Linked DNA regions of Homo sapiens: region 1 is linked to region 2. The links are chromatin loops, found by intact Hi-C in ENCODE. Cell type or tissue: PC-9. All regions are shown on one strand. Links, peaks and the distances in the headings refer to the core of each region. The heading gives the core; the rest is flanking DNA. Region 1 overlaps UPK3B (uroplakin 3B). Region 2 overlaps POMZP3 (POM121 and ZP3 fusion).

What was found. Peaks named below come from ENCODE experiments on the same cell type or tissue, not always from the same donor. Only the 100,000 strongest peaks of a DNase experiment are listed, where the experiment ranks them.
Region 1: a loop joins it to region 2, with 10 times the contacts of the local background. A loop is called at or near these places in 2 of 110 quality-filtered maps.

What each region holds. Positions count from the first base shown.
Region 1 is chr7:76,514,982-76,517,881 of GRCh38, forward strand. UPK3B (uroplakin 3B) reads left to right here. Exons shown (of 6, transcript NM_001347684.2): 6 at 64-1,541. The coding sequence ends at 223. Among named protein-coding and RNA genes, the nearest start is that of UPK3B, 5.9 kb to the left of the region's middle. In PC-9, for the core only: a CTCF peak has its summit at 1,070; no DNase peak of the experiment used is centred there.
Region 2 is chr7:76,612,182-76,615,081 of GRCh38, forward strand. The region is part of intron 4 of POMZP3 (POM121 and ZP3 fusion); the gene reads right to left. The region is part of intron 2 of LINC03009 (long intergenic non-protein coding RNA 3009); the gene reads left to right. Among named protein-coding and RNA genes, the nearest start is that of POMZP3, 14 kb to the right of the region's middle. In PC-9, for the core only: a CTCF peak has its summit at 1,823 (motif pointing left); a DNase peak (open chromatin) is centred at 1,816; H3K27ac peaks cover 1,118 bases.

The DNA of each region.
Region 1 (2,900 bases), core at 126-2,625, 97 kb before region 2:
TGACCCAGCACGTGCCCCATGTGGCAGGGACATATGTCTCTTCCTCCTCCTCTCCCCGCCCAGCTCCAGCCTGTGGTGGCCGGAGGAGGCCCCGGAGCAGCTGCGGATCGGCTCCTTCATGGGCAAGCGCTACATGACCCACCACATCCCACCCAGAGAGGCCGCCACACTGCCGGTGGGCTGCAAGCCTGGCCTGGACCCCCTCCCCAGCCTCAGCCCCTAGCCTGGCCTCTTTGCATGGGGCTGGGGGAGATGGGGCGCTGGGAGTGAGTGCATGGTGCTTTGTCCCAGCTCCTGCACCCACAGGCCCCCTCAGGGCTCCTTGCCTTTCCCCCCCACCAGCACACCCCGTACCCTGCCTGGAATCCCAGCACCAGCCCCCCTGCCTCTCCTCTGCCTTTCTGGTTTCTCTCCCTCTCCAAGCATCTGTAAGTTGCACTCAGGAGGGTTTAGGGGAGGGCCATGGGCAGGCTGGATACCCAGTCCCCACCTCCATCCCCACCTCTGTCTCACCTGACCTCCTGCGAGGGAGGCTGGAGACTGTGTGGACAGGCCGCCCTGACCGCAAGCTTCCAGACCCTGGGAGGAGGCCTGCAGAGGACTGTGCTTTGCCTGATGCAGGGAGCTGGGCCCATCCTGGGGCCTATGAGACCTGAGCCACCCTCCGTCCCCCATCCCACACATCAGTGGCTGGGCGGGGTGAGGATTCAGAGGCATCTCTACTGCCCCTGGGCACAGCACCTTTCTGAGAGTGGGACTCTCCATGGTCATCTGACTACCAATTCTGGCCACCACCTCCAACCCTCTTGTGCATATGGATGGCTCTAGCCCTTATCCACCCCCTCAAGCATTTATTAAGCATCTGCTGTATGCTACATACAGTGTTAGACTTGGGGCTTCAGGCATAGCCGGTCCTGACCTTGGGGAGATGCCTTCTCTAGACCTGAGACGACCACGTGTCCAGATGTGACCTGTTGCTGTCGGGGGTCTATCAGGCCCTTAGACCGTCACCCCAGTAGGCTCTCCAGGACCCAGGAGCCTCCATCACCTGGAAGGACCCTCTGTGCAAAACCTCAAGCGTCCATCTGTGCACAAGGCCGGTGGTTCCCGTCGTCGCCACTCGGGGTCGCCGGTGAGCCGCAGCCAGGCCGCCTCACGGCCAGTGTGCATGCTCGCTGCTATTCGCTGCCCCTTCTGCCTCCGAGGCGGTAGCAGATGCCACGTTGGCGGGGTCGGTGAAGGTCAGGACTCTAGGCCTCCCTCCGCCAAGCCAGAGGGATGAGCAATCACGCCTGAGAGCCCACTGCGTGCCATGCAGTCCGCACAGCCGCAGCGGTTTTCTAGATGGAGAAACTGAGGCTCAGTGACTTGCCCGCTGCACTCTGTCCACGGCCGCTGCACACGCCCCCTTGGGCTGCGCTCCCGGACCTTCTAATGTGACCACGGCTCCCGGCATGCAGGCCCTGCCAGCGGAGGGAGCCCGGTGGTGACCCTTGGTCTGCAGCCCTCTTTGGAGGTGAATAAATGCGGTCTGGAGCCCACCCTGGCCTGAATGGTGCCCCTGCTGGGACAGGAAATTTATGCCGGGAGCCCAGGGCCCTGCTCAGCTTCTGCCCCATGGGGTTACCCTGAGCCTGTCCCTTGATTGCTGTCCCGGCTTGTACTTTGAGGTGCCCCCATCTCCTAGGAAAATCCACACATGTGTTTCAGGGCCAGGTATGTGGTTTAGGTAGTGCTCCCTCCCAAGCAAGCCCTTGAGCCCCTCATCTCTGGAGGCTTCTCCTCCATGCTGCCTGCACCCCCACCAGCCACCAGAACCCCTTCAGGTATAGACAGAAACAGATTCAGTCAAATTCCTTGGTGTCCCAGGTGACGTCTGGCCAGGGGAGCCAGCCCCTTTAAGTTACACTATTGCATGGCTCACACCCGGAATCCTAGCACTTTGAGAGGCTCAGGCAGAAGGATTACTTGACCCCAGGAGTTCCAGACCAGCTGGGGCAACAACATAGTGAGACTCTATCTCTACTAAAAATGAAAAAAAAGATTAGCCAGGGGTGGTGGTGTGCACCTCTAGTCCCAGCTACTCGGGAGGCTGAGGCAGGAGGATCACCTGAGCCCAGGAGTTTAAGGCTGCAGTGAGCCGTGATCGTGCCACCGCACTCCAGCCTGGACAATAGAGTGAGACCCTGTCTTGAACGAACAGGCCAGGCGCAGTGGCTCACACCTGTAATCCCAGGACTTTGGGAGGCTGAGGTGGGCAGATCACTTAAGGTCAGGAGTTAGAGACCAGCCTGGCCAATGTGGCAAAACCCTGTCTCTACCAAAAATACAAAAATTAGCAGGGCATGGTGGTGGGGGCCTGGAATCCCAGCTACTCGGGAGGCTGAAGCAGGAGAATCACTTGAACCCAGAAGGTGGAGGTTGCAGTGAGCCAAGGTCTTGCCACTGCCCTCCAGTTTGGGTGACAGAGCAAGACTCCGTCTCCAAAACAAAACAAAACACACAAACAAACAAAAAAACCCCACCACGGTGGAGCCCAGGTCCCTCTGCCTGGAACTGAGAGAGAGTTAACAGACGGGCTTGGTGTCTCATGCCTGTAATCCCAACTTTGGGAGGCCAGGGCAGGCGGATTACTTGAGGTCAGGGGTTTGAGAGCAGCCTGGCCAACATGGTGAAACCCTGTCTCTGCTAAAAATACAAAAATTAGCCTGGTGTGGTGGTGGGTGCCTGTAATCTCAGCTACTTGGCAGGCTGAGGCAGGAGAATCACTTGAACCTGGGAAACGGAGGTTGCAGTGAGCCGAGATCGTGCCACTGCACTCCAGCTTGGACGACAGAGCGAGACTCCAACTCAAAAAAAAAAAAAAAAAAAAGATAGAGTTAAAAGACCACCTCCCTGTC
Region 2 (2,900 bases), core at 297-2,796:
AGTGAGACTGTCTCATAAAATAAACAGGGGGAAGGAAGAGCCTCATCTCTAAGATGGTGTAAAGGTTCACTTACCCAATGTTAGAGCAAGTAGCAACTAGTTTTAGACTGGAATCCACCACTTATTCCCCTGATCTTTTCCAAACTTACCCAATCATTGAACATGCTTGACCCTGGGCTTCTGAGACAGGGCCTGTCACCCAGGCTGGAGTACAGTGGTATGATGATGCCTCACTATAGCCTTGACCTCCTGGGCTCAAGGGATCCTCCCACCTCAGCCTCATGAGCAGCTGGAATTACGGGTACAAGCCACTACACCTGGCTAATTTTGGATTTTTTGCAGAGATGAGGTTTTGCCATGTTGCCCAAGCTGGCCTCAAACTCCTGGGCTCAAGTGATCTGTCCGCCTCAGCCTCCCAAAGTACTGGGATTACAGGTGCCAGCTATCCGTGCCTGGCCAGTCCTGGGCTTAACTCAGCATTGCTAAACCCGCGCCCATCCCCAGGTGACCGAGGTGAGTGGTAGACACCTTAATAGCTAGCAGCTTAGCTGGGTTTCTGACGCTGCCACCTGCCACTTGACTAGTTGACAAGCTACTTTTCTTCAGGGATGTAGTCACTGTATTGCCAGCTAAGGCAAGACCAAGTTGTTTCTGGGACCTGAGGTCCTTGGGCACATAAAGAAGCCTTTTGGACTTGCTTCTGTGGAGTTTCCATTTCAGACTTAAGAGGTTTTTTTTTTGTTTTTTTTTTTTGAGGTGGAGTCTTGCTGTTGCCTAGGCTGGAGTGCAATGGCACGATCTCAGCTCACTGCAACCTCTGCCTCCTAGGTTCAAGCAATTCTCCTGCCTCAGCCTCCCAAGTAGCTGGGATTACAGGCACTTGCCATAATGCCTCGCTAATTTTTTTGTATTTTTAGTAGAGACAGGGTTTCACCATCTTGGCCAGGCTGGTCTTGAACTCCTGACCTTGTGATCCACCTGCCTTGGCCTCCCAAAGTGCTGGGATTACAGGCGTGAGCCACTGCGCCCGGCCAGACTTGAGTTTGATGGCTCACTCTTTGGGCAAGCTTCCCTGGGCTTTTCTTCCTTGCACATACCTCTGCTATTAGTCAAGCCTACGTCAGTCTCCCTTCACCTGTAAGGGATATGACGACCAGAAGACTCACCAGGCTGATACCCTGACAGTCCTGGCCTCTGGGAAACGTTTACCCACCCTCGTTAGACAAGTACGAGGGAATGAACCCAATATGAGCTCCTGCTGGGAGCTGAAGGACCCCCCCCACCCAGGGAATAGTCAACTACCCTGTAAGCACTGCCCCCCTACCCTTTTTTTTTTTTTTTTTTCTGAGACGGAGTCTGTCTCTAGTCCAGGCTGGAGTACACTGTAGCCACTACCTCCGAGGTTTAAGCGATTCTCTTGCCTCAGCCTCCCAAGTAGATGGGATTATGGGTACCCACCACCACACCAGGCTAGTTTTTGTATTTGTAGTAGAGATGGGGTTTCCCCATGTTGGCCAGGCTTGTCTTGAACTCCTGGCCTCAAGTGATCCACCTGCCTTGGCCTCACAAAGTGCTGGGATTATTGGCATGAGCCACCGTACCTGGCCAAGCCTTCTCATTTTAGACTGACATTCCATCCTGCTGCTGGGGCTAGGGGCCATTCTGACAGAGCCAGGGCTCAGTCTAGCCTTGGCCCGTCCCCAGGTCAGTTTCCCTTCATATTTCAGGCAGGGCTAAAATTCCTCCCTGCTCAACCTCGGGCAGAGCATGGCAATTCTGCCACCTTGCAGCAGAAGCCTCAGAGCCACAAGCCTCAGTCACCACCTAGTGGCCGAGTACACCAGCAGAGAAACTTGAAACCATGTAAATTCAGACTTTTAGAAACAAGCCAGTTTAGCAGTTGTCCAGCTGCCCATCTTAGCCACCTGCCCTGCAAGTAAGAAGCTTCCAAGGCCCTGTTGTCTATTCCACAAAGGAAATGTACTTTCATCCTTAGCTTCTTCCTAGTATGTTTTTCTGGTGCTAACTGGAGTCTAAGATCCCAGGGCAGTTCCCCTATAGCGGCCTTTTAGAAGCAGGGTCTAGGCTGGGCGTGGTGGCTCATGCCTGTAATCCCAGCACTTTGGGAGGCTGAGGTCAGTGGATCACCTGAGGTCAGGAGTTTGAGACCAGCCTGGCCAACATGGTGAAACCCCATCTCTACTAAAAAAAAAAAAAAAATACAGAAATTAGCTGGGCATGGTGGCAGGTGCCTATAATCCCAGCTACTTGGGAGGCTGGAATGGAAGAATTGCTTGAACCTGGGAGATGGGAAGTTGCAGTGAGCTGAGATTACGCCATTGCACTCTAGCCTGGGCAACAAGAGTGACACTCCATTTCCCCCAAAAAAAAAAAAAAAAAAGAGGGGAGTGTGATAGCTCACGCCTGTAATCCCAGCACTTGCTGAGGCAGGTGGATCACCTGAGGTCAGGAGTTTAAGACCAGCCTGACCAACATAGTGAAACCCCATCTCTACTAAATATTCAAAAATTAGCCAGGCATGGTGATTGAGTGCCTATAATTCCAACTATTAGGGAGGCTGAGGCAGGAGAATGGCTTGAATAAGGAGGTGGAGGTTGCAGTGAACCGAGATCATGCCATTGCATTCCAGCCTGGGTGACAGAGCGAGACTCTGTCCAAAAAAAAAAAAAAAAAAAGTACACAGGGTCTTGCTCTGTTGAGGGCAATAGCACCATCATAGCTCACTGCAGCCTTAAACACCTGAACTCTGATCCTCCCACCTCGGCCTCCCAAGGTGCTGGGATTACAGATGTGAACCACCGTGCCCAGCCACCCTATTGCTCTGAAATAGGGTTGTTCCTTCTTTGTGCCATGGGACATAGTCTACTGAGGCATCATCA